Linked DNA regions of Homo sapiens: region 2 is linked to region 1. A link is an interaction called in ENCODE POLR2A ChIA-PET data of the cell type or tissue named here. Cell type or tissue: GM12878. All regions are shown on one strand. Each heading gives the region's core, and the rest is flanking DNA. Links, peaks and the distances in the headings are about the cores only.

Region 1 (5,304 bases), core at 294-5,293:
GTTGGAATGCAGTGTGCAATCTTAGCTCACTGTAACCTCCGCCTCCTGAGTTCAAGCGATTCTCCTGCCTCAGCCTCCTGGGTGGCTGAGATTACAGGCGTGCGACACCATGCCCAGCTAGTGGTTTTTTTTTTTTTGAATTTTTAGTGAGAGGGGATTTCACCATGTTGGTCAGGCTTGTCTCAAACTTCTGACCATAAATGATCTGTGTGCCTCGGCCCCCCCCAGAGTGCTGGGATTACAGGCATGAGCCACTGTGTCTGGTCTATTCTCTCTTTTCTGTCTTCTATCTTATGCTTAGTCAGAATTTCTGCTTATTTATAACTTTGTTTTATTCTTGCTCCCTTGCTCCCACCAACATCATGGTCTGGGTTACTGCATAGTATCCTGAACTGATTTGTGCCCCTAGTCCCAGCTACTCAGGAGGCTGAGGTGGGGGAATCAGTAGAGCCCAGGATTTTGAGGCTGCAGTGAGCTGTGATCACACCACTGTACTCCATCCTGGGAGAGAGAGGGAGACCTTGTCTCAAAAAAAAAAAAAAATTTACAAAAAGGGAGAGACTGACTGAGAAGACCAGTGTGAACTAGCCCTTGACTGGGCCCAGGGAAGAATGTTGGTTTGAAAGGAGAACACCCTAAGGAATATATAGCAAGTTATAGTAATGGCCCAATAACAAGCATATACCTAAACGAGCTTTTCCTAAACATTCCCGTGCCTGTTCTTCATCATGCCTTTTTCCGCAACACAGTTTGGTGGAGAACCATTGTCATATACCCGGTTCAGCCTGGCTCGGCAAGTAGATGGCGATAACAGTCATGTGGAGATGAAACTTGCTGTAGATGAAGAAGAAAATGCTGACAATAACACAAAGGCCAATGTCACAAAACCAAAAAGGTGTAGTGGAAGTATCTGCTATGGGACTATTGCTGTGATCGTCTTTTTCTTGATTGGTGAGAATGACCATTCCAAACTTCAATGTTTTCTATAACCAACTCTGGGAAGTCTGTTATGTCAGCTCAGCATATAGTTATTTTGTACCTTATTTTTTTTTTTTTTTTTTTTGGAGACAGAGGCTTACTCTCTTGCCTAGGCTAGAGTGCAGTGGCACCATGTTGGCTCACTGCAACCTCAGCCTCCCAGGTTTAAGCGATTCTCTGCCTTAGCCTCCTGAGTAGCTGGGACTATAGGCGCCCACGACCACACCTGGCTAATTTTTTTTTTTTTTTTTTTGAGTTGGAGTCTCACTCTGTGGCTCAGGCTGGAGTGCAGTGGCGTGATTTCGGCTCACTGCAATCTCCGCCTCCCAGGTTCAAGCGATTCTTCTGCCTCAGCCTCCTGAGGAGCTGGGACTACAGGCGTGCACCACCACACCTGGCTAATTTTTGTATTTTTAGTAGAGACGGGGTTTCACCATGTTGGTCAGGCTGGTCTCTAACTCCTGACCTCGTGATCTGCCCGCCTCAGCCTCCCAGAGTGCTGGGATTACAGGCATGAGCCACTTTCCCGTCCACTTTATGCCTTTTTAAGTGCCACTAGGAAGACAATCATGAGTAGATTCTATACCTGTCATTGAATTTAATCTGGTTGGAAAGAGAGACCCATGAATTATTTCAATACGACGTGCAAGTGTTTTCTTTTTATTTATGTATTTTTTTGTTTGCTCCCACTCCACCAGGAAGCAAATGCTACGCTAGAAAATATCCGCAGGACACTGGCGGTGCAGCAGCTCAGTCTCATGTTTCAAGGGGGTCTTTTGGAAAAAACTACCTATGTTTTGAATAGGTAGCTATTTGAAATAAAGCTAGTATATAATTTATTAAGTGGTTTAAAGTATACAAAACTGAGATGCATTATATACTTTAAAACTACTTAGAATTTGATGAAAACCAGTATTTTCAAGGCTTACCTGAAAATATTAACAGATTAACAGGGATAGATTACAAATGAAATTCTGAGTTCAGCTCTGGAACTTTGTCTCTTTAGGATTTATGATTGGCTACTTGGGCTATTGTAAAGGGGTAGAACCAAAAACTGAGTGTGAGAGACTGGCAGGAACCGAGTCTCCAGTGAGGGAGGAGCCAGGAGAGGACTTCCCTGCAGCACGTCGCTTATATTGGGATGACCTGAAGAGAAAGTTGTCGGAGAAACTGGACAGCACAGACTTCACCGGCACCATCAAGTGAGTGCCAGCTGCTGTGCAAGTATCTAGACAAGTAATTCAAGAATTATGATAGGCCACGGGGAAACAATAATGGTGACACTGTGGGGAATGGCTTGTTAGAGAAGACAAGACTTGTCATGTTTAGCTAAAGAGGGGAAGGGGCCTGTAAAAAACTGAAACTATACTGGTAGGGGAAAAGGTAGAACTTCTCTGGGGAGTCTCCTTTTTCTTAAAAAATTAATAGGCCCTTGATGTTTTCCCCATCTTTGTAGCTTATTGCTTGCTGTCATTCTCTGGCTCTGATTTTTCTTCTTAACCTCTTGTAACGTTGTACTAAGCTCTGCTTTGCTGACAAGGACATCAGTAGCTTTTCTCTGTTTTAGGAAGCAACACATGCCAGAAGTAGCCTTTTTCATCTCCTTGATCATGGGTAACTGCCTGCCTTAAGTCTCTAGTGCTTCTTAATTTCTGTGATACTCACCCATTAACCCCTAGGCCAGTCAGTATCCAGAGACAATGTCTCCCTCTGGTGGAGGCTGGAATACGGTGGCGTGCTCTCATCTCACCGCAGCTTCATCCCCCTACCATAGCCTCCTGAGTAGCTGGGACTATAAGCACGCAGCACCACACCCAGCTAATTTTTTTTTTTTTTTTTTTAAGAGATGGAGTCTCACCATGTCTCCCAGGCCGGTCTGTTCTTAGATTTTTATTTATTTACTTATTTATTTTGAGATGGAGTCTTACGTGTTGCCCAGGCTGGAGTGCAGTGGCACGATTTCAGCTCAGTGCAACCTCTGTCTCCCAGGTTTAAGCAATTCTCCTACCTCAGTCTCCTGAGTAGCTGAGATCACAGGCTTGTACCACCATGCTCTGCTAATTTTTGTGGGTTTTTTTTTTTTTTTTTTTTTTTTGCAGAAACGGGATTTCACCATGTTGGCCAGGCTGGTGTCTAACTCCTGACCTCAGATGATCCTCCTGTCTTGGCTCCCAAAGTGCTGGAATTACAGGATGAGGCACTGCACCTGGCCAAATTTCTATTTTATATTTATTTATTTATTTTATTTGTAATGGGCTTTCTGGCAAAAACTAGAAAGCATGCTAGACAAATTCTAAAAGAGCTGTAACACTTGTCCATAGAGTTTTACTATCTTTGCACATACATGCCTCTGTGCAAAGAATAAATTTATCTTTTCCTTTTTGCAAGCTTCCTACACTTACAGTGGTACTATAATTCTTTAGTCTTAAGTTATGGCATTTTCTACTTCATCTAGTTGATGCTTTTGTGTTTATTTACTGTACACCAGACCTTATGGTTAAAGTGAGAGTATAGTCCACCCCACAAAAATGTAAGAACTAATATGCTGAGTAAATAGAAAGAAGTATGGGAGATCGGACCAAGGAGCAGTTCTGCTTCAGGGTATTCAGATGCTTCACAAGTAGGTGAGAATTGAAACTATGCACTCTGTTCAGCACAGTATTACTATCTTAGATTTTATAGTAGATCTGGAAGCTACTCATTTCCCCTAAAACTATCCTAAGCAGATACATTGTGTTATGATGAGGCTCTTGAAGGAGTGCTTTGTAGTGGGTAAAGAAGCTTTGAAGTTACAAGATTTGGGGCAAAATTTTTTTTCTTTTGTGATATTCTGGTCAGTCTAGAAGTTTTGGGTCACAGTTCATTTATCTGAACTATGAGGGATAATATTTTGCTTTCAAAACAATTTGTTTAATCCTTGACTTAAATGTTTATTTTAAAGTAAACTTAAGTTCATTTAAAAGGCATTTTCTCCTCCAGGCTGCTGAATGAAAATTCATATGTCCCTCGTGAGGCTGGATCTCAAAAAGATGAAAATCTTGCGTTGTATGTTGAAAATCAATTTCGTGAATTTAAACTCAGCAAAGTCTGGCGTGATCAACATTTTGTTAAGATTCAGGTCAAAGACAGGTATGTTGAAAGATGGTAAACTTATTTTTATACAAGTAGCTATTTTCAGGTGTGCTAAATATAGCAAAGACTTTTTGTTAGTGTTGTTGGCTTTTTTTTGAAATGGAGTCTCGCTCTGTTGCCCAGGCTGGAGTGCAGTGGCACAATCTCTGCTCACTGCAGCCTTTGCCTTCTGGGTTCAAGTGATTCTCCTGCCTTAGCCTCCAGAGCAGCTGGGATTACAGGCGCACGCCACCACGCCCAGCTAATTTTTGTATTTTTAGTAGAGGTGGGATGGTCTCGAACTTTTGACCTCAGGTGATCAGCCCGCCTGGGCCTCCCAAAGTGCTGGGATTACAGGCGTGAGCCACCGCATGCGGCCCAAAGGCTTTTAAAATAAAAATCAAGCTTAAGATTTAGAGGTAAATTTCCTCAAGCCAAATAATGCAAGACATACTAAATGTAAGCTATTGTGTTTTTTGGAAGGATGACCTTAGGCTTATTTTAACTTAATCTTTTTAACAGCGCTCAAAACTCGGTGATCATAGTTGATAAGAACGGTAGACTTGTTTACCTGGTGGAGAATCCTGGGGGTTATGTGGCGTATAGTAAGGCTGCAACAGTTACTGTAAGTAAAGCAAAACAGTGCATGAGACTCTTCCCTATTGAATCATTCAAAACTCATCTTTTCTGTTCTTAGGAGTTATAAATTTACCTGTAAAATGTAAATGATCATGAGATATTTTGGTTTTCAACCCTCTAATGACACAGTCAACATGCATTGTCTTCTCTCTCTAATCACTTTCCCCATGTCCTGTTTTATTTTTTCTTTATAGTACTGCTAGCAGCTGACATTATCTATGCCTTTGTTTCCATTAGAATGTGAGCCAGATGAAGAATCATGGGTTAGTTCTATTTACTGCCATGTTGCAGAGCTTTGGAGAATGCCTGACATACATAGTAGTATTTGCTAAACAAATGCATATCCTCCCTGTGGGGACAGATGTAAATATCCATCTTGGCTGGGGCCTAGTCTTAGCTTGATTCGTTAATGCTTGATCTTTTTCTATTTTTGTTTTGAGACAGGGTGTCACTCTGTTGCCCTAGCTGGAGTGCAGTGGCGTGAGCTTGGCTCACTGCATTCTCCACCACCACCCAGGCTCAAGTGAGCCTCTTGAGTAGCTGAGATGTCCAGTTAATTTTTATTTTTTATTTTAT
Region 2 (5,449 bases), core at 242-5,241, 87 kb before region 1:
TTTGCTGTAATTTTTTTTTTTTTTGAGACAGAGTCTCGCTCCATTGCCCAGGCTGGAGTGCAATGGCATGATCTTGGCTCACTGCAGCCTCCGCCTCCTGGGTCCAAGTGATTCTCCTGCCTCAGCCTCCCAAGTAACTGGAACTACAGGCTGATGCCAACATGCCTGGCTAATTCTGGTATTTTTAGTAGAAACGTGGTTTCACCATGTTGGTCAGGCTGGTCTCGAACCCATGACCTCAGGTGATCTGCCCACTTTGGCCTCCCAAAGTGCTGGGATTACAGACATGAGTCACCACTCTTGGCTGCTGTAAACTTTTTGAAAGGGCTTTGAGAAAGCTGCTTTATAAATTATTTGACAAATAAATAACTTATTGAATTTTTTTTTCCTTGAGGCAGAATCTTGCTCTGTTGTCCCGGCTGGAGAGCAGTGATGCCATTCTTGGCTCATTCAACCTCTGCCTCCCGGGTTCAAATGATTCTCCAGCCTCAGCGTCCCAAGTAGCTGGGACTACAGGCTCGCACTACCATGCCCACCTAATTTTTGTATTTTTAGTAGAGACAGGGTTTCATCATGTTAGCCAGGATGCTCTCGAACTCCTGACCTCATGTGATCTGCCCACCTCGGCTTCCCAAAGTGCTGGGATTACAGGCATGAGCCACTGCGCCCAGCCAATAAATAATTTATTGAATGTCGATTGGTTATAATTTTTCTTTCCCTTTTTTTTTTTTTTTTTGAGACGAAGTCTTGCTCTGTCGCCCAGGCTGGACTGCAATGGTATGATCTTGGCTCACTGCAGCCTCCACCTCCCAGGTGCAACCAATTCTCCTGCCTGAGCCTCCTGAGTAGCTGGGATTACAGGTGCCCACTACCATGCCTGGCTAATTTTTGTATTTTTAGTAGAGACGGGGTTTCACCATGTTGGTCAGGCTGGTCTTGAACTCCTGACCTCAGGTGATCCAACTGCCTCGACCTCCCAAAGTGCTGGGACTACAGGCATAAGCCACTGTGCCTGGCCAATTTTTCTTTTTTAGAAGTTTATTTTAGGCCAGACGCAGTGGCTCACGCCTGTATTCCCAGCACTTTGGGAGGCCAAGGTGGGTGGATCACGAGGTCAGGAGATCGAGACCATCCTGACCAACATGGTGAAACCCCATCTCTACCAAAAATACAAAAATTACCTGGGCGTGGTGGCAGACGCCTGTAATCCCAGCTACTCCGGAGGCTGAGGCAGGAGAATCACTTGAACCTGGGAGGTGGAGGTTGCCGAGATCATGCCACTGCACTCCAGTCTGGACACAGAGCTAGACTCTGTCTCAGAAAAAAAAAAAAAAAAAAAAAAAAAAAAAAAATATATATATATATATATATATATATTTTAATTTAGTTTTTATTTGGAATGCAGTGGTGTGATCACGGCTCAGTGTAACTTCAACCTCCTGGGCTCAAGTGATCCTCCTGCTTCAGCCTCCTGAATAGCTGGGACCACAGGTGCCTGCCACCAGCTGCCTAACTTTTTTTTTTTTTTTTTTTTTTTTTTTTTGTAGAGATGGAGTCTTTGCTATGTTGCCCAGGCTGGTCTCAAACTCCTGGCCTCAAGTGATCTTCCCTCCTTGGTCTCCCAAATTATTGGAATTATAGGCGTGAGCCACTGCCCCCAGCCTGGTTATGATTTTTTAGTGATCATGGTGTCTATTGGAAATTCTTAGAAAGTAAGAAATGCTACAAAATGTTTCTAAATGTAGTGCCATTTTCTTGAATACTGAATGAATTCATTTACAAGCCAGTTAGTAAACCATTAGCAACTGAAGATTGTCCATGTTGGCAGTATTTACACGACGGAAATAGCAAACACTACAAATCAGTGAAGTGTACAAATCAGTGTGGTCATTCATAGCACCAACCCTGCCCCAGCTGATTTACTCCTGATCACTGGGAAATTATTTGTTTTTTCTTTTAATCTCTGGGTGACTCAAATGTGTAGTCAGCAATCTGGAAGAAGTTCAGGATCTTGAGTCCACTGAGATAGGCCCCAACAGGGACTGTGGCTCAAGAGGAACCCGGACTGAATTCCATCTAGAAGGAGGACTCACTCCGGGAAAGAGGGAGTGCTCCTTAGGGAGGTGCTCCCTGCCTCCAGCCCAGGCCTTGCTCTTGGTGAGTGGTCATTTAGAGCAGGGGTTTCATGTCTTCATGTCTTTGTATTTGCACAGTAGTCAATTTATTTACTGCTGCCACTTTATTCAGTAACCTTTAGCCTATTAATTGTGTTTATTTTATTTCCCTTTTCGTCTTTCAGTGTTACTAGGCCCTGCTGGCAAACAGAATTGAGGGGGGCCTGCCCAGCAGGGAGGAAGGAGGGGCCACAGCGAGGAGTGTCTGGGACTCAGCTGAGCCTTTCTTGCCTCTGAGGCAGGTGGCCTGGGGAAGTCCTTGATCTTGAACCAGCCGGTTACAGTCTGCGGGTGGCCCCACCTTCAAAGTAAGAAATCCCCATGATTCCACTGGGGCGGCTTCAGCCAGAGGAAGCTGATGAGCCCAAGAGCTTCCTGAAAGCTGCCCAGGGCTCCTGAACAAAGGCTCCAGCTCTGAGAGGCCGTGTGAAACCGGCAAGAGCATGGAGTTACTCACGGGGCAATGGAGCATGGCACGTTCAGCGTGGAGTCCAGCGAACTGAAGGACAAATTAGATGTGCGTGTTTCAATGGAGGGGACTCTCAAAACAAGCTGTGGAGTAAAACAATGAAGGTTACCAAACCACGCACAGCACACACTGCCATTTGTGGGAACGCACTCACGTACAAACACTGAACCAGTGAAACGCCGTCTCTACTCAAAATACAAAAAATTAGCTGGGTGTGGTGGCCCGCACCTGTAATCCCAGCTACTTGGGAGGCTGAGGCAGAAGAATTGCTAGAACCTGGGAGGCGGAGGTGGCAGTGAGCCAAGATCATGCCATTGCAGTCCAGCCTGGGTGACGAGCGCGAAACTCCGTCTCAGACAACAACAACGACAACAAAACTAGTGACTGGAGAGGGTTTCGAAAGAACAAGCTGACCTGATGGACAAAGATATACATCAAAGATATATATATATATATACACCATATATAAACACTATTTAGAGTCTTTTTTTTTTTTTTTTGAGATGGAGTCTTACTCTGTTGCCCAGGCTGGAGTGCAGTGGTGTCATCTTGGCTCACTGCAACCTCCACCTCCCAGATTCAAGCGATTCTCCTGCCTCAGCCTCCCAAGTAGCTGGGGATTACAGGTGTGCGGCACCATACGCAGCTAATTTTTTGTATTTTTAGTAGAGATGGGGCTTCACCGTGTTGGCCAGGCTGGTCTCTAACTCCTGACCTCCACCCGCCTCGGCTTCCTAAAGTGCTCAGATTACAGGCATGAGCCACTGTGCCTGGCCACAATTTAGAGTCTTTATAAAGACAGGCTCCAAATAAAATTCGAGGTCTCTCCCCAGGGACATAGAAAAGAGAGTGGTCATGGCTGGACATCATGGTTCATGCCTGTAATCCCAGCACTTTGGGAGGCCAAGGCAGGCGGATCATGAGGTCAGGAGTTCGAGACCAACCTGGCCAATATGGTGAAACCCTGTCTCTACTAAAAATACAAAAATTAGCCAGACGTGGTGGCGTGTGCCTGTAGTCCCGGCTACTGGGGAGGCTGAGGCAGGAGAATAGCTTGAATCCGGGAGGCAGAGGTTGTAGTGAGCCAAGATCGTGCCACTGCACTCCAGCCTGGGCAATAGAGCAAGACTCTGTCTCAGAAAAAAAAAAGAGGCACCTTGAGTTTCCTAAGGGTAGGCCATGTCAGGTGAACAGCCCCTTTTATTCACAGGAGAAGGGAAGGGAAGAAGCAAACATCTGTAACAGGTTTCTCACTCCAGGCTCCATGCTGGGTGACCTGAGCGCTCACAGCAGCCTAAGGGTTAGTCAGGTGTCTCGTTTTACAGATGCCGAAACTGAAGGGCTGCAGTGAGTGTTGTGAGAAACTCCTCTCAGAGTTGTGTGGTGTGTGAAACATTATGGGACTTAATTACTTAAATGTGTTTGGAAATTCAACACCACAGATTAAGAATGTAGACATTATGTCATCAAACCTGGTTTTTAATCACAGCTCCTCTGCCTATTAGCTCAAGGACTTTAAACATATTATTTAATGTCTCTAAGCCTCAGTTTTCATATTTTTAAACTAGTGCTGATTATAATACACCTCTTAGGTTGTTGTGAGGATTGAATAAAATAAAATGAGCAAAGTGAAAAAAAAAAAAAGAAATTTGCTTCAGGGGGCAGTTGAAAATCTGGGTTCAGGCCGGGTGCCATGTCTCACGCCTGTAATCCCAGCACTTTGGGAGGTTGAGGTGGGCAGATCACCTGAGGTCAGGAGTTCGAGACCAGCCTGGCCAACAAAGCAATGTCCTGTCTCTACAAAAAGTAGAAAAATTAGCCAGGCGTGGTGGCACACACCTGTAATCCCAGCTACTTGGGAAGCTGAGGCAGGAGAATCCCTTGAATCCAGGAGGCGGAGTTGCAGTGAGCTGAGACTGTGCCACTGCACTCCAGCCTGGGCAACAGAGCGAGACTCTGTCTCAGTAATAATAATTAATAATAATAAATAGAGAGTTACAGGGATCATGGCGGACGGGAGGCAGGACTAGATTGCAGCTGTGACTCAGATGGACAGAGCAGCTGTGGAGACTCACATAGTGAATTTTTGCTCTGGAATGACTGCAGGAATAAAGCAGGAAAGCTGAGAGCACCCACAGACCCCATGAAGGAAGCAGATCGCTCCTGCAGGACCCATGAGACACCCCAAATACTGTGCTGGTATCCATGGCTGAGAGACTCACACAGACAGTTCACATCACAGGACTCAGTGCAGACAACCCCAGTACCAGCCTGGAGCCTGGTAGACGTGCTGGGTGGCTAAATCCAGAAGAGAGATAACAATCGCTATAGCTTGTCCTCAGGAAGCCACATCCATAGGAAAAGGGGGAGAGTGCTACATCAAGGGAACACCCCGTGGGACAAAAGAATCTGAACAGCAGCCTTGAGCCCTAGACCTTCCCTCTGACAGAGACTACCAAAATGAGAAGGAACCAGAAAACCAACTCAAAACAAGGTTCTTTAACACCTCCAAAAAATCACACTAGCTCACCAGCAATGGACCCAAACCAAGAAAAAAATCCCTGGTTTACCTGAAAAAGAATTCAGGAGGTGAGTTATTAAGCTAACTAGGGAGGCACCAGAGAAAGGCGAACCCCAATGTAAGGAAAAAAATGATACAAGAAGTGAAGGGAGAAATATTCCAGGAAATAGGCAGCATAAATGAAAAACAATCAAAACTTCAGGAAACATTGGACACACCTAATAGAAATGCAAAATGCTCTGGAAAGTCTCAGCAATAGACTCAAACAAGCAGAAGAAAGAAATT

What was found. Peaks named below come from ENCODE experiments on the same cell type or tissue, not always from the same donor. Only the 100,000 strongest peaks of a DNase experiment are listed, where the experiment ranks them.
Region 2: POLR2A ChIA-PET joins it to region 1 with 10 read pairs; 8 of 35 experiments call an interaction of 5 or more read pairs at or near these places.

The regions. Positions count from the first base shown.
Region 1 is chr3:196,070,806-196,076,109 of GRCh38, reverse strand. TFRC (transferrin receptor) reads left to right here. Exons shown (of 19, transcript NM_001128148.3): 3 at 750-951; 4 at 1,985-2,180; 5 at 3,958-4,107; 6 at 4,612-4,714. It also overlaps the pseudogene RNU7-18P. Among named protein-coding and RNA genes, the nearest start is that of TFRC, 8.6 kb to the left of the region's middle. RefSeq lists a silencer at 2,768-2,817. In GM12878, for the core only: a CTCF peak has its summit at 2,690 (motif pointing left); DNase peaks (open chromatin) are centred at 2,639 and 3,569; H3K4me3 peaks cover 209 bases.
Region 2 is chr3:196,157,177-196,162,625 of GRCh38, reverse strand. LINC00885 (long intergenic non-protein coding RNA 885) reads right to left here. Exons shown (of 3, transcript NR_034088.1): 3 at 1,736-2,726. Among named protein-coding and RNA genes, the nearest start is that of LINC00885, 17 kb to the right of the region's middle. RefSeq lists a silencer at 2,120-2,169 and enhancers at 2,470-2,669, 2,690-2,759. In GM12878, for the core only: no CTCF peak of the experiment used is centred there; DNase peaks (open chromatin) are centred at 1,990 and 2,455; H3K4me3 peaks cover 309 bases; H3K27ac peaks cover 1,222 bases.